Linked DNA regions of Homo sapiens: regions 1 and 3 are each linked to region 2. A link is a loop called in an ENCODE intact Hi-C map of the cell type or tissue named here. Cell type or tissue: PC-9. All regions are shown on one strand. Links, peaks and the distances in the headings refer to the core of each region. The heading gives the core; the rest is flanking DNA.

The links. Hi-C counts contacts between places; a loop is a spot of excess contacts. Peaks named below come from ENCODE experiments on the same cell type or tissue, not always from the same donor. Only the 100,000 strongest peaks of a DNase experiment are listed, where the experiment ranks them.
Region 1: it touches region 2 in a loop (3-fold over the local background); 2 of 110 quality-filtered maps call a loop at or near these places.
Region 3: a loop joins it to region 2, with 4 times the contacts of the local background. A loop is called at or near these places in 3 of 110 quality-filtered maps.

The regions. Positions count from the first base shown.
Region 1 is chr15:69,789,888-69,800,395 of GRCh38, reverse strand. No RefSeq gene overlaps it. Among named protein-coding and RNA genes, the nearest start is that of LINC00593, 40 kb to the left of the region's middle. RefSeq lists enhancers at 758-1,957, 5,599-6,101. In PC-9, for the core only: no CTCF peak of the experiment used is centred there; a DNase peak (open chromatin) is centred at 5,185; H3K4me3 peaks cover 828 bases; H3K27ac peaks cover 2,180 bases.
Region 2 is chr15:69,847,895-69,858,402 of GRCh38, reverse strand. No RefSeq gene overlaps it. Among named protein-coding and RNA genes, the nearest start is that of LINC00593, 18 kb to the right of the region's middle. RefSeq lists enhancers at 4,213-5,412, 7,819-8,334. In PC-9, for the core only: no CTCF peak of the experiment used is centred there; DNase peaks (open chromatin) are centred at 3,602, 4,722 and 5,752; H3K27ac peaks cover 3,039 bases.
Region 3 is chr15:70,454,582-70,465,089 of GRCh38, reverse strand. No RefSeq gene overlaps it. Among named protein-coding and RNA genes, the nearest start is that of LINC02205, 46 kb to the left of the region's middle. RefSeq lists enhancers at 2,158-2,237, 4,279-4,778, 4,952-5,021. In PC-9, for the core only: a CTCF peak has its summit at 4,727 (motif pointing right); DNase peaks (open chromatin) are centred at 1,829, 2,329 and 4,609; H3K27ac peaks cover 2,076 bases.

The DNA of each region.
Region 1 (10,508 bases), core at 2,426-7,425, 58 kb after region 2:
AATATTTCCTATAGGCAAGAAGCAGCTCCAGGCTGTACAATTACTGGAGCCAGATATCATAGAAATGGACCTGAATTCAAAGGCAGAAAATTCAGGATCAAATGCCACTTGCTGTGTGTGGCAATTGTGTACCTGCTCAGGGCCTCAGTTTCCCCTTCTGCAAAATAGGGGTGGATGAAAAGATTCCCATCCCCTATGTCTTAGTCTGGGCTGCTGTAACAAAGTGCCATAGAATAGGTGGCTTATAAAAACAGCAGACATTTATTTCGGACAGTGCTGGAGGCCCGATGTCCAAGATCAGGTTGCTAGCATGGCAGGGTTCTGGCATGGCAGCTCTCTTCCAGGTTGCAGACTGCTGCAGTCACATGGCAGAAAGAGAACTAGAGAGCCCTCTGAGGTCCCTTTACAAGGGCATGAATCCCATTCTTGAGGGTCCCGCCCTCATGACCTAATTATCTCCCAACGGCCCTGCCTCCCACTACCATCACAGTGCGATAAGGATTTCAGCATATTAATTTCGGGAGGATGCACACATGGAGTCTCCAACACCACATCACCATTCTTTAACAAACAGGTCTAGTAGGACAATTTGGAGGAAGGAAATATTTTGTAGAAAAATAATAATCACTTTGTTTTTAGATATACTGCATGCATATATTTAACTTTTCACACAAGTGCATTAATGTGCTCATATGGATGTGAGCTCATCTTAGTTCTCACTTTTTCTCTTTTTGCTCAGCTCCTGTCCTGACTACGGGAGACCTTTAAGGACCTCTCTAGCTGTGGTGGTCCACGTTTCTGAAACAGGAAAACTTCAAGGGAAAGGTAAACGGACAGCAAATGTGCAGGGGGCCACAGCTGTGCCTGGAGCTGGGATGGGGGCGTGCCAGGCTCCAGGTGGAGGGGTCGTCACAGTTGCTCCAGGAGCAGAGAGAGTCTGCTTTTCCTCTGCCTCCCTGACTCTGAGTCTCCCTACCCTAATTCTAGGGCAGGTCCGAGCTCAGGTCTAGAAGCTGAGCCGTATCTGAGTTGGGCCTCCAAATTCCCCATCTTTCGTGGAATCTAGGCATCAGAAAAACCACCAGAATCATTTGGCTCAGCCAATGATACTTGTTTGTAGTGGTTATTCAATCTCCCAATAAAACTCTCAAAGGAAAACTATCCCTCCCCTCTTCCTGTAGGGAGTAGGGACTCATGTACTCCCAGAATTTCAGGCTGACTGGCCCATTTCCTTCCATCTTAGGAACCTCATTGGAAGGTAAGATGCTCACATTCTCACCCAATTCTTAGTCATCATTCAGCCAGGAACTACTTCATCCAGGGAAGAGAAAGCAAAAACAAGCACAGAAAGGTCAGTCTCGATGAGCAAGCAATTCACAGAAGTCACAGGAGTGGCCAAGAAACCTGGAAAAAATACTTACAACTGCAGGAAAAACCAAACAAGCGCAAAGTAAAACAACAATGATATGGCCTTGGCAAAGATGAAAAGGGAGGAAGAGAAGGAGGATGTCATGTTCTGTGTCAACAAGGCTGTAGGGAAGTGAGCGCTCCCTGGGCGTCCTGAGGATTTGCTGTGATGAAGCCATGCACGCCTTTGGGGAAGCTCCATCTCACTGATCTCTCTTTCTCTCTCTGCAGCCCAGACTCAGAGAGTCAGTTTTCACCCACAGCAAGATCCAGCCAGGCCTGGGACCAGAATTTGCCCAATGGGGGTTCACTTTTCCTGGCCAATTCCTACTCACACAGCTCCTTGCAGCCAGTCCAGTCACCTCATGTGGGCTCAGAAGCTTTCTGAGGCCTTCACTGGAGATGTGGGCCTGAAGCCAGCTGCCATGGCACCAGCCCTGCCAGGCCTGCCATCCCAGGGTGCTGCTGGCCTGCCGAGCCTGCTCAGCCTCTCCACACTGCCGCACTTGTGAGGCATGGAGCCTCACAAGAAGGCCACCCCTCCCCTCTACCTTCTCACCAGATAGAAGCAGCCACTGATATAAACTTGAGGACAGAGGTGATGCATGAACATGTATCTCTGGTTACACGGGGTCTGAGTTAGGAAGGGGATTAAGCACATGAAAGGGGTCTTTGGGGCAATTCCTTACTCAGAAACTTAGATGCTTGTCAGAGGGAGAAGGGGTCCCGGAAACAGCCTCTTGCTCATACCTGGCTCAGATGTGTGCTTAATTCACCTTTTTTCTCTCTCTTTTCTTGCAGAGAGAAAGAGTGGTGTATCCAAAGGGAGGGACCTTAGGATGAGGTCTTATTCTACCCAAGCTGGCAGCATCTCTGCTTTCTCAATCCAGGTGAGTGAATGCAGTTGAGAAGGAGACAAGCTGCCCCAGCGCACTCTCTGGCCTTCGTGGATCCCTCCCATTCAATTATTCAGACCCTTCGTTTTCTCTCCAGGTCAGTCTCCAGACATTTCAAATTCAGGCCTAAGGACTGAGAGTTCATGGGAGCACCACGCCCTCCAAGAAGCACCAACATGGGATGGTGGGAAGGGATTTGGACATAAATCTAAGGTGGATATTTGCAGAGGAATGGAGTGAAAATAACGATGAATATATTGAGCATGTACTATGTGCCAAGAACTGTATTATCTCATTTAATTCACATGAGAATTCTATGTGGTAAATCTTTATAGGTGGGGAAAATGAGATGCACAAAAATTTCATCACTGACCTAAGGTTACACAGCTAGATTGTCATGGGCTTGGGATTTTAAACTCAGGCAGTCTGGCTTCAGAGCTGACCTGTGCCCTTGGTCATGATGCTATAGGAGCAGCTCACAGGGATTCAAAGTGATCCTGTTAGGGTTGCCTGCAGGAGCAATTTCAGGTGGGAAGAAATCAGCTGTGAGTTCATTTCTGCCTGTAGGGTGGAAATTAGGGGATATAGGACAGGCACCACCTCGGGGAGCCCTAGACTGGCTTCATACAGACCGGTAAGCCTCCACGGATTCCTTCAAGGCTAGGGTATTGAGGGCCTTGGATCCCAAGTTCCTCTCACTCACCACCAAGGCAGGCTGAAAAGGGGATGGTTGAGGCAAGGCCCAGGAGTCAAGAAGGAATAGGTTAGGTCAGGAATGAGGGATGCCAGGGCCAGGGGTCAAGGCAGGACAGATACCCCAACACCAAGGAAGCCATCAGGGCAGCAGCACAGAGCTCCAGCCACGGGCAGAACCCGATGCTGAAGTCATTCTTGCCTCAGCCAGGAAGCATTTCACATCCTCCCTGTGGGCCAGGACCCATCCTCAGGCTGGGGGCTGCCTAGAACTACCTGCTTGGAAGAAGTGAGCCACAGCAAAACGTTGTTGAAAATACCAGCAGCTACATGTATGATGTGCTGACTCTGCACTAGACATTTTATATATGTTATCCCTTTTCACGTTAAGCTTGCAAACTACTCTGTGAGGTCTGAATATTGTCCCCATTTTACAGAGAGGCAATAAAAGCTGAAAGAGGTACAACAGCTTGCCTGGGGCCACGTAGCTTCTCGGGACCTTGGATGTAAACTTAGGCCAGCCTGGTTCCAGAGCCCAGAGCCCTGGCTCTTACTTCCCCTACTGATAGCCTCCTTGGGACAGAGATGGGGCAGGGGCTCCATCCAGCCAATTCTCTTTCCCTCCCCCATTCTCAGCCCCTTTCTACCCAGGCATTTCCATCATACCATTGCTCCGATTGAAAGTTCATCTGCTGCCGGGCACGCAGTGGCTCACGCCTGTAATCCCAGCACTTTGGGAGGCCGAGGCGGGCTGATCACCTGAGGTCGGGAGTTTGAGACCAGCCTGACCAACCTGGAGAAACCCCATCTCAACTAAAAAAAAAAAAAAAAAAAAAAAATTAGCTGGGCGTGGTGGCACATGCCTGTAATCCTAGCTACTCGGGAGGCTGAGGCAGGAGAATCGCTTAAACCTGGGAGGCGGAGGTTGTGGTGAGCCGATATTGCACCATTGCACTCCAGCCTGGGCAACAAGAATGAGACTGACAGGCACCGTCTGAAAAAAAAAAAAAAAAAAGTTCAGCTGCTCAACTCCATGCTCCCATTGGCAGCAGTTATCCAACCAGCCTGAAAGCTACCTTCTTCCATCTCTTCTCACAACGATGCTGTGCGGGGGCCAGCAGGCGTGTTTCCCCATTACACAGGTACAGAAACTGGGGCTTCAGGAAAATGAAATCATGGGCCACCAGTACCCTGTCATCAGGACAGGACTTCAAAGCCAGGCCCCTAAATCCAGCATCCTTCTAGGCCTCTTCACAGTACTGCCTGTGAATTTAGATACATCTGTGCCTCTAACAGATCTTTAAACTTCTTCTGTAGCTCACTGTGTCCAGCTTCCCAAGGACTGCCTGCAGAAGAGGGCTCTATTCCCAAGGCCTGTCAAGATTCTGGGGGTCCTCCCCAGCAGCTAGGGGACATCTTGCCCACCTTCTTCAGTACCCGAGGCAGGGAGGATGCTGTACAGGTTAAGGAGACCACAGAGCTAGCAGTGTGTGGGTTGTGCTGAGTCCCTGAGTGGTGTGTATTTCTTCAGGTCTCTGTCTGCTTGCGGGCGCCCCTCTGATTGGAAGGCTTAGTAAGGAGCCCTCTGTCTGCTGGGGCTGAACCAGGCAGGCCCCCAATGGTACTGAGCCAGTGAGACTGTCCCGGAGAAAATGTGATACAGAAACCACAGAGAGGACTCTCCCAAGAAACGCCACAAGCCACCTGGTGGGACATTCATTTCTTTCCAAGAATTTGGCTTCTGTTCTCTCCTGTTTTTCCTCTTAGGAGTCAGATAGAACAGGTTGACTCGATTACTTGTTTGCTTCAAGCTCGTTTGACAAATGAGAAATAAATAAGGTCCAAATAAATAAAATAATATTTATTTTATAATATTGAGGTGTCAATAATATTGAAGTCCAAATAAATAAAATAATAGCAATTAGGAAAGAGCTGGAGTGACCGCAGAGTCTCCTGACACCCAGGGCAGGCCCCTCCTGCTCACGTGATGACCAAACACTCTCCCTCAGTCTGGCTACTTATTAGGAAGTCTCCATTGGCACGGAGTACACCAAAAATTTGGCTGTGCCTCCACCCCTGTGAATGTTTGATTTGTACACCCTCAGCTTTAACCTAGAGCCCTGGGCTTCTGGAAAGGGTGGGGTTGGAGGCATTCCAAGACCTTGACCTGGAAGGAATTCCAGGAGACTGGGTTGCTTCTTTCAACCCCACCAGCAGTCTCAGCAGGTCGGCCTGAGCCACATACTTGCTCAGACCTCACTACTAGCTAGGGTCCCCTTTCCTTCTTTTCCTTCCTCTCTCTCTCACTCTCTGTCATGAAGTTTTCAAGGGCTGGGACGGCCACATTCCACAGCATTGAAATCACAGTTCCATTTCATTCAGGCAAATGGCATTTTTGCCTGAATCAAAAGTGAGAGCTTGAAAGGATCTTATTGATGGTTTCAACCACCTCCCTCTTTTAATAGATGAGGAAAATGAAAGCACGGGGGAGGTGGCTCCCCAGGGTCACTCAGTGGGTAGTGAAGGCGCCGTGCTAAGCACCTAGGGCCCGGGCCCTTAGGCACTGCTTGTCCCAGTGAGCTCCCGTCCCACTGTCCACTCCTAACCACAGATGCCCACGCTGGAAGGAACCCCAGGAAGTGTGTGGCCAGGGCAAGGGTTGGGGACAAGCCTGAATGCCCAAGGGGAACACAAGGTCACATCAAGGGAAAGGAAAGCCAGGACTTGGGGGATGACTGCCACACAGATGATTGCTGAGCAGGCGCAGGATTTCTGGACATTCGTTTTTGTTTTTTTTTTTTAAGAACAGCCAGAAAATACAATGATAATGTAAAACATTCCCATTTTAAATATAGAAAGAATTCAAATTTAAAAAGAAAGCACCTGAGACTAATGTGTGGCCTCTGATGAAGTCCAATTGTCCCTTTTTACAGACAAGAAAACTGAGGCACAGGGTAGTGGTCTGTCACAGGCCACAGAGACAAAACCCAGTGCAGTGCAGTCATTTCTGGGGAATGCCACTTTGGGGCCAGCTGTCCTGTTGGCACTCATTATGAGATGGCATCCCATGAGAATGTGTCCTCACGCACCCGGCCCCAGGCCCCCTCAGGTCTCGTGTGATTCTCCTTGGAGGACCTTAGCCTTGGCCTTCTATTATGTTCTCTCTGTGGCCCACATTCCAAAAATCTCTGTAAGTGTTTTTTTTATCCCAACATGTCCTTTTAAGACTCCAAAGTGGGCCAGAACATTCCGAGACCCTGCTGGAGGCTGGGAAAGGCGGCAGACACCCCTGCCCTCTGCCAAGCCCTTCCCACGTGCCATTCCCCTTGCCACTGGACATACTGCCTTTTGCAGCCCAGCTCCAAACAGCACAGCTGACATCTCAGAAAAATCTCATAAGGCCGAATTAGGAACATGTCAGCGAGAGGGGAAAATGAGATCCTCGTCAGCCTGCCACCTTCCCTGGCTGGCTAAATCCATCAGCAGGCCATCAGCAAACAGCCCTCCCTGACCCCTCCTGCACCCAAGACAGGGCAGAGGGCAGTAAGTGAGGAGATGACACATAGCCCCATAAAACCATTGGAGAAAATCAAGTGCTAAGATGAGCACAGCAGATAGTAAGGGCTCAGTGAGTTCCGAGCAAAGGGGGACCAAAATATATAATGGCTCATCAGGGAAACGGGTCTGGAGCTAGTCTCTAAGAATAGGCAGAATTTGGGTGGAGGGAGAGACGTGGAGAGGGCCTTTGAGGTGTCAGGCAGAGTGAGCAAAGGCACAGAGGTGGGACGGAGCATGACATAGTTGGGGGTGAGTGGTGGCTCTGTCGCCCCAGCCAACCCAGCCGCCGGGGGAGGCCCTGATTGTTTTGAACTTTGCTTCCTCGTCTGCAGACAGGAGCTTGGGCTATAGGAGTTCAACGTTTTCTTTCTCCTTGAGCAGAAGTGCTGTTCTTTGTCTACCAGCACCTAGGTTGTGCTTCACAAATGAGATCTTCGTTGAATGAATGAATGAATCAATGAATCAATCATTTAACATAACTATCAGCCTTATAAGAAGAGTATGAGAACTGATACCTGAATAAAGTAATTTAACAGTTTATATTTTTCAGTGTATTTCCCCATTGCCTTTTGTGGCACCCCGCTAACAACCTTTGTAGACAGAAAGAATGGGTTTCATTAATTCTATGTGCCAAGTAAGGAAACCAGGGGTGGGAGCATGTTGGGAGAAGCAGCAACTTACCTGAATGGTGAGTTTGGGTGAAGGAGTTCTGCCGCTCTGAGTTTCCCCCAGGGGATCTGCTTGCCTGCTGAGAGGTGCCCTGGGCCCAGCCTCTGAGGGTGGGCCTGCAATCAGCCTGTTGGCTCTGCGTCAGGGAGGAAAAGGCTAAGCCAAGCTGACTCAGAAGATGTGCTGAGTCCATCCTCCCAGGGACCCGAGCATCCCTGTCTGAGTAGCACGTGTCAGAGGTGCTGATATTTTGATCTTCATCTGAATGACCCCTCCAGCAATCTCCCAATTTGTTCTGAACTAAGTGGGAGAAGTACCAAAATGCTGTTTATCCTTTCCCCAAAACCCCAACAGAGATGATAAGCAACTTGGTCAGACAATCCAAGACTTTACCTGGAGTCACCTAGCCGTCAACCTCTTACCCTTTTCAGCTGGAGGAACCTTGTCAGAGAGAGACATTTAAACAATGATTTAAACCAACAATGACTTAAAGCCTGCAGGATTCATCAGAACCATCAGTATTCTCCTGTGCTCTGTGAATCTCCGAGAGGAGTTAGATAAACATGCCTCATTTCCCAGTCTTATTTGACCACAGATTTGTTTCTTTCTCTCATAGGTCCATGTGAAGGTCTAGTGTTCTACCGTTCCATATTTTTGGACATGTTGCCACAGATAGCCAATTGCTTCTTGAGAGTTGCAGTGGAAAGAGACAAAAGGCTTAGCTTCACTGCAAAAGGGGTTGGGTGACCTTGGACAAATCCCTAAGCCTCAGTTTCTGTGTCTTTCAAACAGGGATCATACGCTGATCTCATAACATTGATGTAAGGATAAAATGAGATAACAAATATCCCCAGCAGATCCTTCCCAGCAGTAAAAGTCATCACACAGGTGTATAATCTTGTACCCAAAAAGGTGTACCAGATGTGGGATTTACAAAAAAGATCAATGGACAAGTAACTCTTTCTTTGACCAAAGAACTCTCTGAGTTGCAAAAGGACTAACAAGGTTTTTTAAAGCTGCAAACCCCTGTTGACCTCTCTCCCCCAGGCTAATTTAGAAGAGAGTACAATTTTAAAGACTTCAACCTACCAGAAGCAGGTCTATTTATAAACCAAAGCTCAGGCGCAGAATTCTGTGAGTTCACTTCCATGCTCAGCAAGGTCCCCTTATCATCTCTGGAGCCCTGCCTAGTAATTAAGACCCTGAGTCCACCACTTCTCCATTAGGGTTTTCCTCTGAGATGCCCTATACGAGTTCCTTGCAGACTCAGATCCTCATCCCCACATGCCCAAGCCAAGTTCATTCCAGTCTTCTGGATGCCTGGGATTGGCTCCTCCCTGTGGCAAAGTTGGCTGGTTACCCCTGATAATGCACTCTCCCCATGCATGCCCCTCAGTGATAGAACTTAAGACTGCATTTCCCAGACTCCTTGTGGAGGTAGAAGTGGCTGCAAGAAGAAGTTCTATCAATGAGATATGTTTGGAAGTCACACGTACCAGTTCTGGGTCAGCCTGTCCTGAATGGGAATGACTTTTCTTCAATTTCTACTTTTCCTCTTCCTGTAGGTTAGAATAGTGATGAGATGGCAGGCTCTAGAGCAGCCGTTTTGAACCGTATGGTGAAGGTTGTTGATTGAGAATGGCAGAGCAACAAGGTGGATGGGGCCTGGGTCTCCAAAACCATGAAACTGCCGTAGGAGCCCTGGACTGCTTAAATTAATACTGTTATCGGGGGAGCAATACACTTCTGTTGTGTTTAAGACATTGTTGTTTTGGCCTTTCAGTTACAGCAGCTGAACTACTTCTCTTTGCATAACTACTTCTAACTGCTCTTTAAAACCCATGATATCTGCCCTTCCATGCCACACCACCCAGCCCAGAACCTATTGCCTATACCAAATCTTGATGCACTGAATTCTGTTTGATTTAACTTTATTGGCCCCAGTATAGAGTGTGCTGAACACCATGAAAAGATAGTTACAGAGTTGCTTTATATGACCTTCACTTGTTCTTGCTTGGTTTGGTGTCTCTGCTGCAGGTATATTCTCCCAAACAGTGCTGTGTACCACTGCAGGGCAGGGCCAGGTCACAGACCTGTGTCACCACCGTTCATGGTGCATAACACTCAATTGAGACCAAAAGAAACCAATGGGGACATAAAGCCAGCCAAGGCTGGTGGGGTGTGGCAGGGGACAGTCCCGGCGCTGAGCCTTTAAATACAACCTGATGTCAGAGAACTCTGACATGTAACTCGAGACAAGACCTGCTATAATAGGATCCTTCCAACGTGGAAAAATAAGGTAGGCCGACTGCCGCCACCATGGAGAGGCGACAAATATTTGCGCTCCGGCGTAAGGATGCCTGGCTGACTCTGTGCTGTCACAGGGAGACATGCACACCTGTTGCAGCTGGAGCACAGTCAACCCCAGCCAGCCACCCTCAGATAGACCAGTAGAGTACTGGGAAATAACAGGCGATGCTAGCTATTACACAATGAAGCTGTGAGCAGCTTGGCAAGACAGAATGGACTGCCTCGTGAGGTAGTGAGCTCCCTGACAGTAGAGGTAACCAAGCCAGGTGACCACTGTGGAAATGCTTTAAGCTCATTCCAACCTAAGTTTGGAGAAAGAGATTGCCACGGGCGGCTTGAGGTTTTACAATATTATGATTTTTCAGACTGCAGTGCACATCTCCCCTCCATTGACTCCATCCCAGCATTTGTCTCCAGGAACCTACTGGTGTTCGAAGTTCTGCTATCAGGGCTTTATTCTGTGAGGGTAAGGTGCCACAATCTTCTGGAGCTGTTGGTTAAATAGAGGTTGCTACATAATGTTGTAGTTGTTGGCTTTTTTTCTGTGAATTCATTTAGCGGACGCTTCTCCCCAGTAGCTTGGGAAGAGATTGTTGGAGCACTGGTCATCATAGTAGGGGTCTTTGATTCAGATGCACCATGAAGGCAGGATGTGCGTGGGATCAGGGGTGGTGGTGGTGAGAGCTCTGAGGGAAAAGGAGGATGTGGGAAAGTAGAAGTGGCAGGAGTGCATGACCAAAAACACTCTCATCTAATTCACAGCTGAGCCCAGGCTGGCCCTACCTGGACCAAAATCCCAACATCAGTGCAGTATCTTCTACCTCCCAATAAAAGCCTCCCAAGGAAGCACTGGGCTAGAAGTCCAAAGACTTTCTGGTGGTCCTGGCTGGGCCACTCCCTGGCAGTGGGCTTTGGGTACGTCCCAATGCCACCTTGCAAAGCTAAGCTCCCTCTGTGCCCAAACGAGAGGAGGCA
Region 2 (10,508 bases), core at 2,086-7,085:
CCACTGGAGCCCAGTGAGAAGCAGGAGTGTAGGGGCAGGTCCAAGAACATCCTTCTCCACAGCTTCCCTAGCCAGGAGCTCCAGGACCAGCCTGGCTTGGCTCTCATTCTGTTTCTCAGATTGGTTCTCAGCCACGGGCCCTCCTGTGAGTTTCCTGCCATCTCTCCAGCAAGGACCCTGCCTCATCCAGTCCCAAGCTGTTCTGTGGTTTGCAACTCAAGGACTGCTCCTGGGCAGCATGCTGTGTGTCCTTCACTGCCGCTCTGGCTGCCTTCATTCCCTGACACCTGAGTGATGGCCTTCAGAGACCCTCCTTTCCTGATCTGCACTTCTAATGGACATGGGGTGACCAACCCCTTGGGATAAGCCCCTGGGGGCAAGGGCCTAGTATGTCTGCCTGAGCACCCCCACAGGCAGCAGAGGCTTCCCTCTGTCAGTATCGACCGCCCTGGCTCGGGGAGCTCCTCACTAAGAGAACTGAGGTTTGAAATAGCAGTCCCAGCGGGACCCTTTGATCCGGAGCCTAAGTGCAATTTACAGGAAATGTTAAATAGCCTTTTATCTTTACAACAGGAAGCTGGGTTGTGGCCGAGGGTCCCACATGTGAGGATGCCAGGCTGGTTTGGAACATAAGCCCTGCCTAGAAGATGAGACACATGGTGGGCTGAGGGTCAGCAATGCTGGGAGCCGGCCTTGGCCTCACGCTTGCATTTGTTTATTTCTTTATTTAGTAGGCATTTTTTGAGCTCTCGTTATGTGCAGGTCAAATGCTAAGCATATTTAGATGTGCCTAGATATAGAGACACATTTAGAAAGAACGTATCTTCACAACTGCAGGCTCCCGGAGGTGAGGGCTGGGGTCTCAGCCAGGATCTGAGTGAAACTGCAGAGTGGCTGCCCCTTCCTGGTGTGCCCCTCCACTTCAACCACAAGATGCTCTGAAATTTCATGGCCCATTGGCTCCGTCACACTCCCCAATGCTGGCAACCCAAGCCACTCCTGAAACGCTCAACTCAGAGTTAGCAAAAAAAAAACAAAAAACAAAAAACAAAAAACACGTTTTCTCCTTTTTCTTTACCTCCCATCTGCCCCGGTTCCATCCTCAATGCCAGAAATGGGCCTGGTATATTGTCCCACTCCCTGCATGGGAAAAGAGGGATGGGGAGGACAGCAAGAGAGAGTTGCATTTGAAAAGAGAAGTTTTGTAGGGCCAATGTTCAATCCAAAGGGATGACCGACCAATATGAAGCTGCTAGGCTCCACAGTCCATTTTCAGATTGAATGATGCGGAAGGAGTGGTGTCTTTCCCTGTGCTCAAGTCTGCACCACCCTGAGACCTGGGCAACAGGAGCCAGGGCCACCTCTGGCCACACCGCACCTTGGCGGTAAGGGGTCCATAGGATCCATGGGTAAAAGGGGAGCCAGGGCCACCTCTGGCCACTCTGCACCCTGTGGGGAAGGAGTCCACAGGATATACAGATAAAGGGGAAGTAAAGATCATCATTGCACTGCATAGAAGTGCACTAGGGAAGGGGACCACGAATCCATGGGTAAGGGGGCCCTGCTCACTCCAAGCTGATGGCTTTTCCTTCTAGATCACAAGCTGGAGTCCAGGACCCCCAAATCATGCTTCCTGGGCCTGAGCGAGTCTTCTTCTATATCTGTCTCCCTGAGGTCTGACCACACCACCAATGACTGCAGGCCCTGGGCCCAAGGGGTGGCTCGAGGGGTGGTTGTTTGTCAGGGGAGATGGACTATAGATGGGAATATCCACAGGCATGAAAGTGGGGTGGAGCCAGCATGGGCTGGGATGTCTACTTACCTTCTTGCTCCTGGCCCTGTAAATGTTAGAGGGCTCCAGTCCTGATGCAAAGTACAGGGGCATAACGAAAAGTGCCATCATGTCTGCGCTGTCATCAATGCTTACTGTGGTTATCAATTCACTAAAACAGACTCTCTCCAGCCTAAAATTAATTTTTTTTGAATAAAAGTAGCTTTTTGAGATGGGGGACTTAAATATATACTGAGGGCTGGTCCTGTGTGGGTGCTGGCCTCACAGAGCTTGCTGCTGCTCAGGAAAGATGGGTGTGAGTGAGAAATGCCATTTAAAGGAGATGCAGGATTGCTGTCAGGGGACCTCAACTAGTGTGAGTGATCAGGAAAGCTTTCCTGAGGAAGGGATGTAAGGTTACAGATGGGGAAACTGAGGCTCAAAGGTGCTAAGTACATTAAGCTGAGTGGCTGTGGTGATTAGATGTCAATCTTACCAACTCTGGGAATGATGCCTTTTCAAGTATGAGCGGGGACACCACACACAGGCCTGTCTGTACATAACTGTCAACAATGTATACCCATCATTAGATTTTGGCATATCCTCTGCACATATGCACACACACACACACACACACAAACACAAACACACACTTGCTTCCAGTCTGAGTTTGGTGACAAGTCTGAATGGCAAAGAGACACTGGGCCCTGCCCTCAAGCCATTTGGAAGAAAACTGGAACCACCAGCCAGTTACAATACGTCCTCTGCACGGAGCTTTGAAATCTGAGGCTGGTCTCAGCCAGCCTTTTCCTGCCTTGTGGTTTTTCTCCCCTGGGTCTCCCTGGGGAACCAGGCCCTGCTGTGAGGCTGGATTTGATCAAAGCCCCCATAAACCTGAGCTGAAGCCACAACTCCCCGCATTATTAAAGTGTTTAATAACTTTCCAGGACTCCTCCCTCCCAAAGACCCTGAAAGGCCTCTTGTTCCTATTCACTCTCTGCCTTTTAATGGGAGGAGAAGAGGGGCGGTGGATGGATTTGATTTCCCTCACCGAGTTCACAATCATAATCGCCATGTTGGTAATTTCCATGTTCTGGAAACCTCCTTACAGTATAACAAATGCCCTCATTACCGTGTTTGCCGCCCTTAATGCAGTTTTAAACACGCTGCTCCATTTCAGTCAACCCGCTACGTGGCAAATAAGTTGCTGTTGGAGCTTCCTGTGTGCAAAACAGGTCTCCGGCCTGCTGGGATGCAGAGATTTCAATCTTATCTGGCAAGCAGAGTAATTTGAAATTTAATCATTTTTTCCCCAAGCGAGAATGCCTTATTATTACTTTTTAGAGAAAAGAAGAGACCTGGAAATCACTCTCCAAAATTTGGGGGTGGAGGTGGAGAGAGACTGTACCTGAACTCATGGCCACATCATCAGGGATCACTGAGGCTTCTCATCCAGGCATGGGGCAAGTTCTTGGGTGAATCCCTGTGGCCCTTTCGGCTGCAGGGCTGGAGCAGGCAGAGTTGCCCAGGGCAGAGCCAGTGGGGGCAGGCAGGTCAGGAAGCCGGTGGGCATGCCCTGCAAGGCCTCTCCCCCTACGGACTCTCCCCTCAGCCAGTCTTCCTTGTGCTCAGAATTCCACAGGGAAGAATTTTTTTTCTCCCTTGTTGAAGGCAATCATCTTGAAAAGATACTACAGCATGCCAGGGTTAGCCACCAGGGTCTCGGGGATATCATCCACTTCCCCGACTCATCAAGGAAGTCTGCTTTCACTGCAGCCTGCAACGGAGTGAGAGAAGCAAGAAGAATGCAGGAAGTTTTTGATAAAACCAAATTACGTTTGTGGATCAGAAAGATCAGGAAGAATTTTCCTTAGACGGGCTTCCTGCTCATTACATTCAAACCTGGTAGGGGAGAAACAAGGTTGGAATGTAGTGAGCAGGAAGCTTGTCTAAGGAAAATTCTTGCTGTCATCAGCTATGTATACTTCTAAGTGGGGGATCTGGTTCTCATCGCTGTCTGGCCAAAAAAAAATTCTTTCCTATCTGGAATACACTCCATAATCCTTTGCATGCAATTATGAACGCACGATACATTGACAGCTCATATAGGAAGAGAATCTGATAGACGGTTTCCCAAATTTGGCATCAGTCTTAAAAATTGCATTACCTAAGAGCAATGAGTTATGAAGCTGACAGAAAAGTTCTCCAAATGATCAATAATATAAAATAAAATGCCATGGCCAATCCCAAAAGGAAGACAGAACGGGCCTTCTATTCTCTCTATTTAAAGAAACACAAAATTATTGACATAAGAAGAGAAGAATCAAAGACTATGCAGTCAAAAATACAAGAAAAAAGTGTCTTAATGGCATATCAGTGAACACAATGAAATATAGTGAGGTTTTTTTTTCCTGGATTTTGTCACGTTTGTGTTTTCACCAGCTTTTTAAAATGTGATTTGTGATGTGTTGTGATTTCTTACTCTAATACTCAGTCTCATGTCTAATTTTCTTTTTGGCATTTGACGTTCTTTTTCTTAAAGAGCATCCCAACCAAACCTGGATGCAGTCTAGGCAGAGCAGCTGGGGCCTGCTGAGAGCCTGGATGTGGGTGGGAGAGAAGGGTCGTCAAGGACAACTCCAAGGTTATGTCTTTCCAATATTCAGATAGTAAAAAAGAATCCCCTTATTTATAGAACAATGGGAATAATGAGGTTTTGAAAATGACCTTACTTGGCAAAGGAAACAGTTGGCCTCTTATGCTGGTGTCCCATTATATTGCATTTTGAATGTCACTGATCTGTGAAATCCCAGGTCAGAGCCGGGCAATGCAATGACTGAGCAGGATTCCTGGGCAATGAGTCCTACGAAGTGTCACTGGGCGGGAGGGCTGAGGAACAGAGTTAGGCTCTAAGAAGGGACACAGACTTGGCTGAGTCAGCTGAGCCTTGGAGGGGCCCAGGGCGCAGAGCTAGGAGAGAGTAAGGACTGTTTCCTAAGGGCTGGCCCTGCCTGCGTCTGGTCTCCTCTTTTACAATCGCCAGCTTGGCTTTGTCCTAGCAGCCTGACTCACATATAGATGCTACCTGCTCACACCTTAGTCCCCTTGCCACACCTGCTCCCCTCCAGGCTCCAAACTGGTTGTGGTTCACTCTAAGGGTTTTAATTCTCAGATTGTGTCTCCATTTCGCCTGAATGCCATCTCTTTGGACTCCTCGGCATCTTTGCAGACAGGCAGGGTGGTGTCTCGCTCGCCTCCAGTGCTCTTTATCATCCTAAGTCTCACCCTGGCTGGTGCTGATTCAGGGCACCACCTGGCCCAGGTCACTTGCCCCCTCTGAGCACTGACAGATGACAGCATATGGCAAAGGCATACGAAACTCTCTGCCCCCTCTCCCCAGCCAACGTGAGGTCAAACCACGACCACCTTGGAGGACAAATTCATCCTATTTAAAATCATCGCCAGTTCCACTGAATTCTTTCTGCCCCCCAGGTATGTGGGCAGCTGCCCAAAGATGCTTACTGACCCTCCACCAGTGCCATGCAGTAGATTAATCTGGAACAGTGGCATTGCTAATGTGGTGGTGGGAACACCACAGGTCCTTCAGCACATGCCCTTGTTCAACCTCAGCAAAACAGCCCTCCAGTCCTTGAGCCCTTCCTGTACAAGGAGGAAGTGAACTGAAATTAAATAATTAAAGATTGACAGCAAATACTTCCATGATGCTATTTATGTGCCAGGCTGTTCCAAGTACTGAAAATAAATAAACAGCTTCCTTACCCCTCACATCAACACTGTGATATCCCATTCTGCAGAGGAACCCTGAGAATCGCTCTCATGTACTGAAAATTTACTCTGTTCTGGGCTTGCTAATAAATACTTTCTGTCTGTGCTAACAGGAATCTGAGTCCTTAAGTGCAGATGTATAAGAAACACACTTCTTTATTCCCGTCATCTTAAATCTGAGTCTGTGGTTCAACATTCCAGTGTGGTGAGGAGTTTTATCAGTTATTCTTGCCATCCCATCCCTTATCCCCTCCCCACTAGGGAACTTTAGGTTCCTGCATCTCATGTGTTTCCAGAACTGAAGGAGGGGCCTTGGAGGCAGGCCATCAGGTACTGTTCTGGGTGAGCTCCTAAGATCCCCGGGCTCCCAGCCATTCCCCACCTCTAGGCTGCATGAAGGGCATGGGGTCTTCACTAGGCAGGCAGCTGCCAAGCAAGCGCCAGCCTCCTCGAGTCTTCCCAGGACCATACCTTCTGGAGTTGTGCCATGGTGGAGCTGGGTGAGAACACTCACTGCCTGGGGACCCACCCACTGAAGTCTAATCCCTGCATGGGCCAACTCCACTCTTTTTCCTCTTGAGGATCTCAAAAGCATGCCCTTCTCATTGTTCCTTGCAGGGCACCCAGAGTACCTACTGTAAGGTTGGAAACACAAGTCAAGAGAAACCAAATTTAACACGTGATGATAATGTTATACAAAGCCTGTGTGGCGCTTTCTCATTCTAACCCTCACAGCAGCCCTGCAAGGGGGGTATGCTTCTTATCCCCACTTCAAGGATGAGAAAACCGAGGCTTAATGCTGGTAAAACACAGGCCCCAAAGTCTTACAACTCCTTACGTGTGCAGCAGGAAGTGAATCCAGGTCCGTCTTAATCACACCTCAACGACTCTTCCAGTTTCTATCTTTTGAAAACTACTGAGTCTAACACTGAAAAAACCCCAGGAGCAGGCGTCCCCTCCCCTGCTCTGGCCGGGTCATCCATCAGTGCTCCCCTCTGGGGTCTGCACTGGGCCTGCTTGGGCTATTTTCTGTCCCATTCAGCAGCACAGCTTCCCCTCCCTTCCTCCTCCCAGAAAGAATTGCATCAAAGACTCAAATCCTCTGATTCCACCCAAGAAGAGGATTAGCTGGGCCCTGTCCCAGAACTCTTATGAGAAGATCCCCTCCCATGTGGGGGATGACCACCCCACTAGGGAACCAAGATGTGGGGTGGGACCATGCGGGTGCTCAGGGGAAGGCAACCAGTGAGGATGGGGTGCCTCGAATGGGGAGCTAAGCTGCGGAGGTGGCAGCCAGCCCCCAGGAGCTCCCAGGCTGTGAGTGGCCCTCCCTTCTAATATTTTCTTTGTGATTACAAAGCAGAGTTTCCATGAGTCTGGCAGTTGGAGGGGCTGGGTTTGGCAACAGAGACCCCACTGCCTAATTAAATGGAAGGTGCAGGGAACAGGATAAAGAGATGTGTCCCCCCGCCATGGAGGTGGCTGCCTCCCTTCCTGTGTTACAGCTGGACTCTGCCAGGATGTTTTCGTGAGCTCAGACACCTGTTTTAATTTAGGTGCAAGCCAAGGGGATGCAGCGATGGTGAAGGAGGCTGGCCAAGACAATCCTGGGAGTCCATATTTACCCCCAGCTCCCTCCCCAGTATCCAATGGCTGCAGAGAGTGGGCTTGTCTGGAAAGGGAAGGCCTATTGCAGGAGGGGAAAGGAGGGCTGCTCTGAGCTCAGGTTTGCAATGAGGACTTTTTCAGGGCTGGAATTGTAGGCTGAAATTTTACATCCTCTGGATAAAAATTTATTTTACCAGGAGAAAAATGGAGAAACAAGCCTGCAGAAGGGAAGGGTCTCTCCCAGGTTACAGGGCACTTTCATGGCAGAGTTGGGACCTCAAGATCAGGGTCCTGCCTGTATCCCCTGAGAGTCCACATTCAGTTGGGGGGCAGTGGAGAGGGGATAAACTGAAAGAATGTGGGTGCTGCTGGAGAAACTGAGGGGTGAGGAGAGGATGGGAGGAAGGGCTTTGAATTCAAGAGGACAAAGGGATGGCAGAGAGGCCAGGAAACCAAAGACAGGGTCGCTCCCACCACAGAGGCCCGTCATGCTCAGCTTTGTGCCCTGAGGAGGGAGGTTTGAGGTAGGAGAAACCCTGGGGAGACTATGAGGAGGTCAGTGACTGAAAGGGGCGGTCCTCAATGAGTCAGGCCGAATGCTGGTGGGCTCTGAGACCTAAGAAGCCCAGGCTCATCCCTCCCTTTCGCAGGCGAGGAGACTGGGGCCCTAGGAAAGCAGCCCGCCTGGGACCCTCCATGGGGGAGGCAGGAGGTGCAGGACAGTCCCTCACAGCTCCATATGGCCTGCAAGGGGGCGGTGAGGGCTCCCTGGTGGCTTTCTTCTGTGGAAAGACCAGAGCTTCCTTTTCTCACCTCAATCCCTGCTTTTATTTCCTCCTCCTTGCCCCTGGTGGGGAGGGGCACTGGTTAGACAGAGTAAAGTCAGGACAGTCTCTACGTCAGCTTAATACAGCAGCAAAGTGATGCTATACAAAAAGCTTTGCATAACCAAGGTCTTCCCTGAAGCCTATCTGAGACCTAAAGACCTGAGACCCTCTCAGGGCAGACCATGAGAACTCCTGACCAGAGGCAGGAAGGCTGTCGCCATCCCCGGTGAGGAGAGGAACAAAGAGAAGTGTCCCAGCGATGGACAAAGGGACAGGGAGACAGTCCAGAGTCACATCTATCCATGCAGAGCACCCGGCAGGTGGCTGAGACAAACTTCCCAATCAGCAGGAAAGGACCTACCAGTAACGAAGGGCACAGGGTGACTGAGTGTCCTCGTGGAAATGGGACGGTTCTGCTCTGAGCTCTCATTACACACACAGGTAAATTCCAGCTGGATTACAGAAAATATAGGAGCATAGCTAGGTGATGCCAGGGTAGGAAAGATTCCTTAGCAAGATACAAAATCACAAACCACAAAGGAAAAGGTTGGCAAGTTTAGCTGGCTACAAATAAATAGCATGCTCCCCCCAAAAATTATTTTTAAATAATGAAACATCAAAACAAAGCTAAAAGACAAGCCATTGACTTAGAAAAGACAATTTCCCAACATTTTATATGGAAAATTTCAAATACCTCAAAGAATTGAAAGAATACCCACATCCCCACCACCCGGATCATGGACAGGCAAACTATGGTCCATCGGCCAAATCCCGCCCACCTCCTACTTTTGTATGGTCTGCAAACCAAGAATGATTCTTAAATGGTTTTTAAGTGGTTGAAGAAAAGAAATCTATAGAAGAATGATATTTTGTGGCATGTGAATATTATATGAAATTCAAATAGAAGTGTCCATAAATAGAATCTCACTGGAAACAGCCAGGCCTATTTGTTTATGAATTGTCTACGGCGGCTTTCATGATGCAACTGCAGAGTTGTGTGGTTGCAACAGAGACCATACGGCCTGCAAAATGTGGGAGATACTTACTGTCTGGCCTTTTAAGAAAAGGTTTGCTGACCCTTAACTCTGATTCTACCATCAAGATTTTACAACACTTACTTTATCACGTACTTATGCAGCTATGAAAAGAGATATTTGCAAATGAGCTATGGCAAAAGACTACCACTCAAAACACGTTGAGAAGGAAAGAGTCTGGACTTCCTTGGAGGCAGCCTCAAAGGCACATGAAAAGGACTAATGGGAGGAGTCATGGCCAATTGGCCCCTTATCTGGATTCTGTGTGCATTTGCAATTGTCTGACATTGAGACTATTCATTATCTCTCCTATTATTGTTTTTCTTGGTAATGGACTCGGCCAGTTGAATGTTGCAAACATATTAATTTCCCACAGTGTGTAGTTGTATATTTGGAAGGTTGTTTGACTAGTGTGGACGTTGAGCTCCAGGGAGGTAGGGTCCATGCAGCACTGTTGTGTGCCTGGTGCCTAGCACAGTGTTGGGCATATTTTTGACCTCCACTGATATTTGCTAAGTGAACAAATACATCAATCTCTGAAATGAGAGATGAGTCACCATCCCTGTTTCACTAAGCTATTGCTTTTGCTTCCCTGTTATGGGACTCTCTGGCCCATCCTGTTGCCTGGAGCAACCAGGGGCAGCCTGACCCCCAGAGAGACAGGAGGGGAGGTGCCAACTTAATTAGTCATTTATCTTGGTAGGAGCCGTAGGGATAATCTGGAATGTTCCTTGCACCTGAGGCACTGTCAGACAAGTAAGGACAGTGCACCATTCTCACAAGTTACCATAATGCAAGGAAGAAAGGGAAGCACATCCTTTAGGATGAAGCGTGGGAAAGGTTTTGTGCAGGTGTTAGCTATACCATCTTAGCTTTCTAGGTAGCGCCTGTAAACAAGCTTCAAAATAGTTGCATAAAAGGAAATGTGATTGCAAACAGGCGTCTCAAAATGCATACTATGGTCTACTGTTTCTGAGTAACATTTTTTAAAAGGAATAGAAGAGCAGTCGGTTTAGGGTAGTGAAAAAGATCAGAAAAGCAGTGTAATTGGCTAATTCATGAGAGGCTGGCAAGACATCCAGGCTCCAGATGCCGATTCCTCTGCCATCTCCGAAACAGTGTGTGCTGTTCTTTCGTGGCAAAGATGCCTTCTCCAAGCACTGAAAATTAACTGGGCATAGGCTTGGAGGGGCTGTTTTGGTTACATTTTATTTTTTCATTTTGGCAGGCTGGAGTGTGCTCTGCCTGCTCATCTAACATTCATTAATATGGGAGAGAAGCATACATTAGGTATCTATTATTTGCTTCACTCTGGGCCAACAATCTCATTATTCCTTTTTACAAGAATACAGTAGTTTTGGGCTTCAGGGGCTGCTGGGCAGAAAGGACTTCTGACTGGCCAATCATAATAATCCCACACTCACACTCCTTGCCAGTGACAAGTTTAAGAACGATCAGGTGACTCAATTTGGGTTGATGAGA
Region 3 (10,508 bases), core at 1,816-6,815, 610 kb before region 2:
CTTTGGTCTTGAGTGATACAATGCTCAGCTACCACCATTTACAGGTGGGTGCTAGTCATGCATCTGCTCTGGTGTTGGGCAGTGGGGTTTTATGTTTATCTGTGGTCAGGGGTCCTTTCACCACCCACTGACTTTGCCCTTCACCACCCACTGGCCTTGCTGAGCTGTCTCCCTGAGTGTTTTCGGCATAATCATTGGCTGGTCTTCATGGATGGGCAACCTCTGGAAATGGCTTTCTTCCAGAGCCATTGCCCTGGGACTACTGAGAAGTCCCAAGGCCCTTCTAGAGTGCCTTACCCCCATGACTTTATCAAGATGACTCTCTCCCTTCTTTGGGGACTGCCATAGTCTCTGGCAGCTGCCTTTGCAGGGGCCTTGCTCTGGGGCTCAAGGACTCCAGAGCTTCTCTTCTTAACTTGACCCTTAAGGACTAAAATCTTTGAATGGGGAGTAGTGGTATCAGATGGACCCGGATATGAATACCAGTGTTGCCATTTCTCTTTTGTTTGGCTGGTTTTTGGATAGGATCTCGCTCTGTCACCTAGGTTGGAGTGCAGTGGCAAGATCATGGCTCACTGCAGCCTCCACCTCTCGGGCTCGAGGGATCCTCCCACCCCAGCCTCTGGTGCAGCTGGGACCACAGGCGTGCACCACCATGCCTGGCTAATTGTGTTGCGGTTTTCTAGCTGTGTGACCTTACATAGGTCACTAGCCCTGTCTGATTTCCTCAGCTGTAAAAGAGGGTAATGATAAAAAAAAAATCACAATTAACACTACTATTTTATTCTCAATGTGTCAGGCATTATTCCAAGTACTTTATATAAATGACCTCATTCAATCGTTGTAATTACCGTATGAAATAATTATTATTGTTTAGTTCCTATGTGATAGATGTGTAAACTGCGACCACGCAGATAGTTAGCAGCAGAGCAGGGATCTAGGAAGGGCTGTCTCTGCAGCTGCCTTTCACGTTTATGTTATGCTGTGTCTTAATGATGCACACGCAGAGTCTAAAAAATCATGGATGTGTCACTGCATAAGGAAAAAAAATGATGATGCTTGTGTGTGCCCAGCTTTGAGCTTGGCACATAATAGATGCTCATGAAATCTTGTTTGCCTTATCCTCTCTTGGTCTTTTTCCTTCTACTCTCCTATGTGAGCACACACTGTGGTCACAGCAGAACAAAGTGGGGCTGTGACAAGGAGCTGGCAACCATGTCTGAGGAAGGCTGGTGGGTAGCATGGGCAGGTGTCTCTCATTCTGTCCTCTCCCTCTGCATCCAGAAGAGCTACACCCCAGCTCATGAGTAGGTGTGGGTCTAGTCTCCCCTGGAGCTGACAGGTAACTCTAACTGTTTCCCAAGGCAAGAGAGTAGGAGGGTGTAGCAATTGCTCGTTAGAGCCAGCCAATGAGCCTAGGGGGTCACAGGGTTCCTCCCACCTACTCTGGGGAGGTTGTCTGCCTATATTTGTGTTCATTTCCTGATAGAAACACTGGGGTCAGAGGCTTATCTGGCCTGGCTTCTGGGCCAATGGGGAGCTGATAAGGAACAGACCCATCCATTGGGATCTACTGGGTGGATTCCTATTGTCTTACACACCATACAGATAACCAAGGTCTCAGGTAGAAGTTGTACTTTCCTGACCTCCTTCTCATGGTTTCTCAAGTCCTCAACCAGCTCAACCCCAAGGGGCAGCCAGTTACAGTTCCCCACAGACAGAGTAAACCCTGCTGGACCTCTGGGGAAGTTTCAAGAACCAGTTTGACCGCAAAACCAAGAAGCAGGTCTGTTGGGGCCTCTCTGGATGAAGTGGTCATGGGTGGCTGTCAGATGAGGATCTGAATTAGTCACGAGAGGAACAGGAGCCAGGCTAGGGGTGGAAACAAGGCCAGCTCCCCTCTGCTCCAGGGCTTAGGATCAGCTGGGGTGGAAGCAGAGGCTGTGTTGCAATTTCACTGCAAATCAACTGGGTCATCTCTTGTGGGTGACACCATGCAGGCCTTCCAACCCTTGTGTGTGTGTGTGTGTGTGTGTGTGTGTGTGTGTGTTTTGTAGATGGGGAGATGGTATCTCCCAACTGCCTTTAGCATCTGGCTGTGAGATGAGGCTGGGGGAAGATGGAACGATATGCATTCCTGGCAGAGCCAGTGCCTCCGGAGGCATGGGGTGGAGGGGACAGGGTGGAGTCCATGTTTGAACAAGTTGAGAGCAATTGCTGGAAGAACCCTGGGCAGAAGTCCCCTCTGCAGATCAGACTTGGCCTCTACATTTGTTCTCAGGGAAGTGAAACACGTACCATCTCCCCAGTTTGGACTGTTGCAGGCTGTGACACACAGTAGCCAATTCATTGACTTGGGGCTGTCCCCTCCCACCTGGGATATTCAGTGCCCTGAAAGGCAATGAGGTGTGGTGGGAAGAACGTTGACTTTGGAATCTGACCGACTTGAAATTAAATCTCAGTTCTGCCCTGAAGCACTGGGTAACCTTGAGTAAGTCACTTAACCTCTCCGGACCCCATTTTCCTCATCTCTGAAATGGAGATAGTAACAGCTTCTGGGCAGGGTGGTTAGGAGAAGTAACAATGATAATGTGGGTGAAGGAAAATCATAGGGCAGGAACTCAATAGAAGTTAGGCACTTTTCTCCTTCCTCTTAGAATACACCCTGTCCTTCAGCCACTGCTAGGCTTGTCTTTACCATCTTGGTGGCTGCTGAAAAGCCTCATTGACTGGCTGTGCCCACCTACAGCAGTGGCCAGCAAGCATTTTCTGTAAAGGGCCAGAGGATAAATATTATAGGCTTTGCAGGCCATGTGGTCTCTGCCACAACTACTCATCTCCACTCTTGTTGCTCAAAAACAGCCATAGATGATACCAAATGAATGAGTGTGGCTCTGTTCCAATAAAACTTTATTTATAAAAATAGGCAGTGGGCCAGATTTGGCCCTCAGGCTATAGTTGCCAATGCCTGGCCTCGAGTTTCAAGTCCAAAGCCTCTGCTTTTCTCTCAAGGGACTTCCCTAGCCTGGTCTTACCTTCTTCATCCAATCCAGTTTCTAATTACTCCCCTGAGTGTTCCCCAGTATGACCCAACAGGACTCCCTTTTGGCTCAGGAAGTGTTTAGCTTCCACACCTTTGCCCATGCTTTCCTCCCTGCTTAGAACACCATCCCATTTCCTCTTCACTCTCTTCACCCTTCTAAATTCCATCCCCAGGGAACCTCCTGGGTGCCCTGTAAAATACAAGGCTCAGACCAAGGTCTCTTGATTCATCATTGGACAAGCCCATCCTTCAAGGCTGTGCTCTGGCCAGCTGTCCACAGTGATTTCTCCCTTTGAGGACTCCATGGCCCCTGCTGTTGATGCCAGGGTGGCCCTCCCATGGATCCCTGGGTTGAATTTGTGCCTCAGTCTCAATGAGGAACCCTGGAGGCTCAGTCTTCAACTTTTCTTTTCTTTTTCTTTTTCTTTTTTTGAGATGGAGTCTCTGTCACCCAGGCTGGAGTACAATGGCACAATCTTGGCTCACTGCAGCCTCCACCTCCCAGGTTCAAGCAATTCTCCTGCCTTAGCCTCTGGAGCAGCTGGGATTACAGGCACATGCCACCATGCCCAGATAATTTTTGTATTTTTAGTAGAGATGTGTTTTCACCATGTTGGCCAGGCTGGTCTCGAACTCCTGACCTCAAATGATCCACCTGCCTTGGCCTCCCAAAGTGCTGGGATTACAGGAGGGAGTCACCACACCCAAGCCAGTCCTCAACTTTTCTGTTAATACATGCAACTCACAACAACCTGCACTTTCATCCTGCCTGGAATCTTTCAGTTTTCCTGCATATGTGGGTCTGGAAAGTCTCAGGCATTATCTCTCCGAATATGGCCTCTTTCCCACTGTCTTTTTACTTTTTTGAGGGAGCACAGATTAATCATAGCTTAACCATTCTCATATTTTCCTTGTCTTTTAACCTGTCTCTCAAATTTTCCATTCTTTGGCTTCCCTGATGCATTTGTGGTAATTTCTTCAAATCTCTCTTCTCATTCATTAATTCTTTCTTTATCTGTGTGTCAAGCACATCCATTTAATTTTTAATTTCAAAGATTTCTTTTTTTCTTTTCCAGAAGTTCTACTTGATCCTTTTATAAACATCTGCCTGTACATTTTGTTGTCCCTTATTCCTCGATCCTTTGTTTCTATTCCATCATTTACTTTTTTAATACCTTGTTATTTTATAACCTATCTGATTATTGTATTATTTGAAGTCTTTGACGATCTAAATCAGTGTTTTTCAGCTGGGGGCAGTTTTTTCCTCTAGGGGACATTTGGCAATGTCTAGAGACAGTTTTGGTGGCATTGACTGGAGGTGGCAGTGGAGATGCTACTGGCATCTTGTGGGTAGAAACCAGGGCTGCTGCTAAGCATCCCCACAGTAAAGGATTTTGGTCCGAAATGTTTATAGCATTTACATTAAGACATCCTGGTTTCAATCTGTTGCTTGTTGGCTCTGCATCTGCACTCTTGCTAATGGTGACTCATTGCTTGGTCTTGAACTCCTGACCTCGTGATCCGCCCGCCTCGGCCTCCCAAAGTGCTGGGATTACAGGCGTGAGCCACCGCACCGGCCTTTTGAGTGTTTTGTTTGTTTGTTCTCTTTGATAAATCAGACAAAACACTTCTCTACAGAGGAGATTTGCGTTTGCTCCTGCCAGCCACCAGGGGGCACCACCAACCCAGGCCGCCACCCACGTGGGTAGCGTCAACTCAAACCCCCCTCTCGTGTGAAATATTTTGCGAAATTTTGCAAAATTTTGCGCATTAAATCCTGATGCCCTAGAGCTGACTTTCACATGCTGACTTTGAATTTCCCCACATCGACGCACAAATGAAGATCGGAGACTGCACGTGGTCACTGGCCACGGCTGGTCGGCCGGGAGCCAGGGTTTCAGTGGAGCTTGAGGTTAGTCCATCCTGCACCACGTGTGTCTGCATGTGACCATGTCATAGTGTGCTTCCTGCATCAGGTCCTGGAAGTGAGACAAAAACAGAAAGAGGCCAAATGCTGGTGATCGGAACTTTCCTCAAATCCTCAAACCAGGTCCCCTGTGGAAATAGGCGGATTCCATCCACCCGGCTGGCAGGGAAGTGCAAATGACCTCTGACCTCCTCTTCTCTCCTGGTCTTCTACTCTGGAGTCCAGGAGCGTATGTCAAGCACACACCTTTTCCCATGCTTCTTGTATGTGCAAAACAGACCTCAGGTACCAGGCACTCAGGTGTTTTTAATTCAGGGACTCATCAAGCCAGCCCGGTGGGGCTCTGTAAATCCAGTTAGAATTAGCCAGAGCTGGCTGACAGCAGTGCGTGTACCCATCCCTACAAAAGGCAGTTACCTGGCTACCAAAAGCCACGTTTTGCACTCAGCACACACTGACCCTGGTGTGGTGTCCTTTCCCAAGGCGCCATCTTACCCAGCCCATGCCCTCAATTAGCCTTCCTATTCATGATACAGTTAGTCCAAAGATGGAAATCACTCCACATGACTAAGGCCAGGCCTCTGGGACAGCACCGCTCTGCTCCCTTGACTTGGGTTCATCCACTGTGTGCTCAACTATGACAGGACAGACTGAAATGAAAGAGCATTATGCAATCAGAAATGGCTTTTAAAAGGAAAGGCCTAGTGAGGGGTCTTGCCCTTATCCACAATTCCAAGATCCCAAGAGTTCTCAAAACCAAAAATTTATTTTGTCAATTTGGCACAAACTCACGTGGCAGCAGAACTGGAACTGAACTGACCTGTGACTATTTGTAGTGTTTATATTCAGTAGAAATATTCATGCATTTTGCTGTGGAAATGTTGTGTGTTGATTGCAAGGTGCTTCCCCAGAATGCTAGGAGTATTGTGTAACATACAGATTTTGCACAGTGGCACCTACTAACATCATATTTCTGATTTTCAGCACACATCGGTTCCCAGCGTTCTGGATAAGGGGTTAACCCATGTTATTTACTAACTTTCAGGAAAAGATTCCCTATCCCTGCCACACACATAAGAATACATTTGAATGGGCAGGGCATGGTGGCTCATGCCTGTAATCCCAGCACTTTGGGAGGCCAGGACAGGAGGATTGCGTGCATCCAGGAGGTCAAGGCTGCAGTGAGCCATGATTGCACCACTGCTCTCTAGCCTAGGTAACAGAGTGAGACCCTGTCCTTATGCACTTAAATGTTTGTCAAATGTTTTCAAGTGCATGTTGGATGACAGCAGTGACTGTATGTAGAATGATTCATACCTCATGATCATGGTGAGGTAAATGTACAGGGATTTGAATGGGACCCACTTCTTTAGGTTCCTTCACCCCGTCCCATGATGCTGGACATCTATTAAGCACTAACCGTGTTTAGTGATTCCTTAACAAATCCTTAGCATTAGAGACTGCCGAAAACCTTTTTTGTTTGTTTTTAAAATTACACCAAGAATGCAGGAACACTATTTTATTTTTTTGTTTTTTTTGAGGCTGGGTTCTCCCTCTGTCACCCAGGCAGGGTGCAGTGGTGCAGTCTTGGCTCAATGTAGTCTTGACCTCCTGGGCTCAAGCAATCCTCCCACTTCAGCCTCCTGAATAGTTGAGACTACAGTGGTGGCACAGACCACCACTCCCAGCTAATTTTTCAGTTTTTTGTAGAGATGGGGTCTTGCCAACTTGCCCAGGCTGCTCTCGAACTCCTGGGCCCAAGTGATCCACCTGCTTCAGCCTCCCAGAGTGCTGGGATTACAGGCGTAAACTACTGTGCCCAGCTGGAACACTCTTATTGTATTAAACTGGTGCAAATGTAATTGTGATTGTTGCCATTAAAAGTAATACCGTGGGCTCAACTTTTGCCATTAAAAGTAATACTGTGTGCTCAACTTTTGCCATGAAAAGTAATGGCAAAAACTGCAATTACATGTGCACCGACTTAATAAAAGCAATACTAAAAATATACAATACAATATGAGAAACTTCTGCTTTACCAAACACCCTCACATCCCCCCGTCCCCAAAGTAACCCTATCAATACTTAAGGTACATTTTTCCTGTGCACTCTCTGAATACTTATATAGGTATGTATGTAGCTGTATACACTTAGGTTTTATAATAATATAAATGGGATTGTGCTATGCTATATATTATTCTGCATTTTGCTTTTGTTCACTTATAGGTCCTTTCATATTGGTGTATATAGATCCACTTCATTCTATGGTACAGAAATACCATAGTTTAAATAACTTCTTTTGTATAGGTTTCTAGAAGTCAGATTGCAGTATCAAAGGGCATGCAGTTTTAAATTTTGATAGGCACTGCCAAATTGCCTTTCAATAACCTCCACCAATTGATAGTACATGAAAGTTATTATTTCTCTGAATTCTTGTCAGCATTTGATATTATTAATCTTTTCTAACTTTTGCCCACCTGATAGGTAAAAATAAAATCTTAATGTTTGAGCATGCATTTCCCAGCTTACTTGTGAAGCTGAACATCTTTCTTCATTTGTTTGTTGGACATGCATGTTTCATCATTAATGAGTTGTTTGTTCATAGTCTTTGCACATTTTTCCAGGATACTTATTATCCTCTTATTGATATTTTAGGAGCTCTTTATATATGTTCTTTTAATTTATTGTCTTTTTAATTGAGATGTACTTTTCACACAGCAAAATATGCAGGTCTCAAGTGTGGAGTTTGAAGAATTCTGACAAAGATATAACTTGTGTAATCATTGCCCACATCAAGACATAAAACATCTCCATTGCTCCTGAAAGTTCCCTTGGCTCCTTTCCAGTCAATACCCAAGGGCAACCATTGTTCTAATTTCTATCACTAGTGATTACATTTGTTTCTTTCTGTACCTCATATAATGCAGTCATACAGGTAAATTCTTTCATGAATTCTGTAAGAAAGAAGAGGCAACCACAGTATGTATTTATGTATGTACTCACATGAATAACACACACGTAAAGGAATACAGGAAGAATAAACTGGAAACTAATGGAGGAGGATGGGAGGGAATTAGCATGGGAATGAAATGTCTCCAAATAGGATTTTAAATATAGTTTTGTGTTTTGAATCATTTGTACATAATTTGTACATGATTTACATGTTCAAAAAATTAAATCAAATTTAAAAAATAGGAAAAAGAAACCCTCCCCAAATTGTGCACGAAGAGAAACAAATAAACCTAATTGTAAATTAGAGAGCTTAACCACAGAGCAAAACAAACAAAAACACCAACACACACACACACACACACACACACACACACACACACGACCAAAAACCTATTCAAATAATTTTGAAAAAAATACCCTAACTATACATCTGTGGTGGGATATATTTTAAGGACAAATAAAACTACAATGATGTCTTAAGCTTTACCTAGTAGGTTTATGATAAATAGTAATGATATGGTAATTTTGAAGGAAGTTTATGTATATTAAAAAAATAAACTAGTAAATAAGAATATATTAGGAAACAAGATTCTCTATGTAAAAGAGACTCAAGTATTACAGTTTTAAGAAAATGAATAAAAACCCACCCGGATGTTAAATTTGAACAGATTCTATAATTATGAGCTCATTTTATTTTTCCTAACTCTGTCCACTGAAAAAGCCTTGACGCAATAACAGCCCAGGAGCAGAGAGACCAGCTAGTACCCAGATCTTGATTTCTAAATGCTGTTACCCACCAGGAGGAACTAAAATTTTCTGCAGAAATGGCTGACTCCAGATCCATGAAAATGAAGCTCCATGTCAAGCCTGGGATGTCTTATGGTCCCAAGAAGGAAGGATATGCTTAAAAACTACTGAGGTCACATGGAAAGGACACGGAAGCTGACTGAGGGATCTGCCTCACTAAGTTTTGGGACTACTGAGCATCAAAAAGAATGACTGTAAGGGGGCCGAGCTTGGTGGCTCATGCCTGTAATTCCAGCACTTTGGGAGGTCAAGATGGGCGGATCACGAGGTCAAGAGATCGAGACCATCCTGGCCAACATGGTGAAACCCCGTCTCTACTAAAAATGCAAAACTTGGCCGGACATGGTGGTGGGCCCTGTGGTCCCAGCTACTTGGGGAGGCTGAGGCAGGAGAATCACTTGAACCTGTGAGAGGGAGTTTGCAGTGAGCTGATATAGCGCCACTGCACTCCAGCCTGGTGACAGAGTGAGACTCCATCTCAAAACAAAACAAAACAAAACAAGAATGACTATAGTTAATTAAAATGCATTAAACAAATAGAAAATTCATGAGTTCACAGTGTATGTTGGGGGGGTGGGGGAGGGAAGTAGGCAGGAGGAAAGTTCTTTGCAAAAGAACGCCACCTGATACGTGTAGAAGGAATGAGACAGAAAGCCACCATTTTGCAACCTCCAATGTAACTCTTGATTCAGGCAGGATCATCAATAGATGCTAAATACCACTGGGTGAAGGGTTATTAGGGAACAGGATATTTGTGCAGTTGCAAAGAAACTCCCCCCAGATTACTTACTAAGTACAAAGGGGAAGAGGTACCATTATAATAGGGAGAGATGATGGTCATGCGTTTAGCCACATGCTCAGACTTAGTATCCTTTGTTAGTTTCTCAAGCTGACATCTCAGGCCTCCTGATGTAAGGTGATGAGAAGACAGTATCACCTGTGGGTATTTTTGCCAAAGTGTTTAGCCTGATATAATTAAGGCATTAGTCCCAACTTTCAGATCACAGGATTTACAGGGTATGGAGGAACAGGTTTAATGACAACAAGAAAAAATAATCGGGCTGGACCTGTAATCCCAGTACTTTGGGAGGTCGAGGCTGGAAGACGGCTTGAGGCCAGGAGATTGACACTACCTTGGGCAACATAGTAGGACAAAAAATTTTTATTAAAAGAAAAAGAAAAGAAATTGACAAAAAAGCTGACATTCACATAACATAAAATTCACCATTTTAAAGTGTGCAATTCAGCGGCATTTAGTGCATTCAAAACATGCACCCACCAAACAAATTTTTATTTAAAAAAACTCTACAAAAATGTACAAAAAAATTTTATTTAAACACAAAAAAAATTTATTTTAAAAAAAGAAAATAATAGGGCAAATCTACAGTGTGGGCCATTCTATAAGACTGTAAGGTTTGGATTCTTCAAAAAGTCAATGGTCTGGAGATAAAATTTGAGGATATTTTAGCATAAAAGAGGCCCCAATTCCACAAGTGCTGTGGGAAACAACATAGGACCCTGGTGAAAACAGTAAACAAGACCAGATGCAGTGGCTCATGAGCCTGTAATCCTAGCACTTTGGGAGGCCGAGGCGGGCAGATCACTTGAGGTCAGGAGGTCAAGAACAGCCTGGCCAACATGGTGACACACCGTCTCTACCAAAGGTACAAAAATCAGCCAGGTGTGTTGGCATGCGCCTATAATCCCAGCTACTTGGGAGGTTAAGGCGGGAGGATCCCTTGAACTGGGGAGGTGGAGGTTGCCGTGAGCTGAGATCGC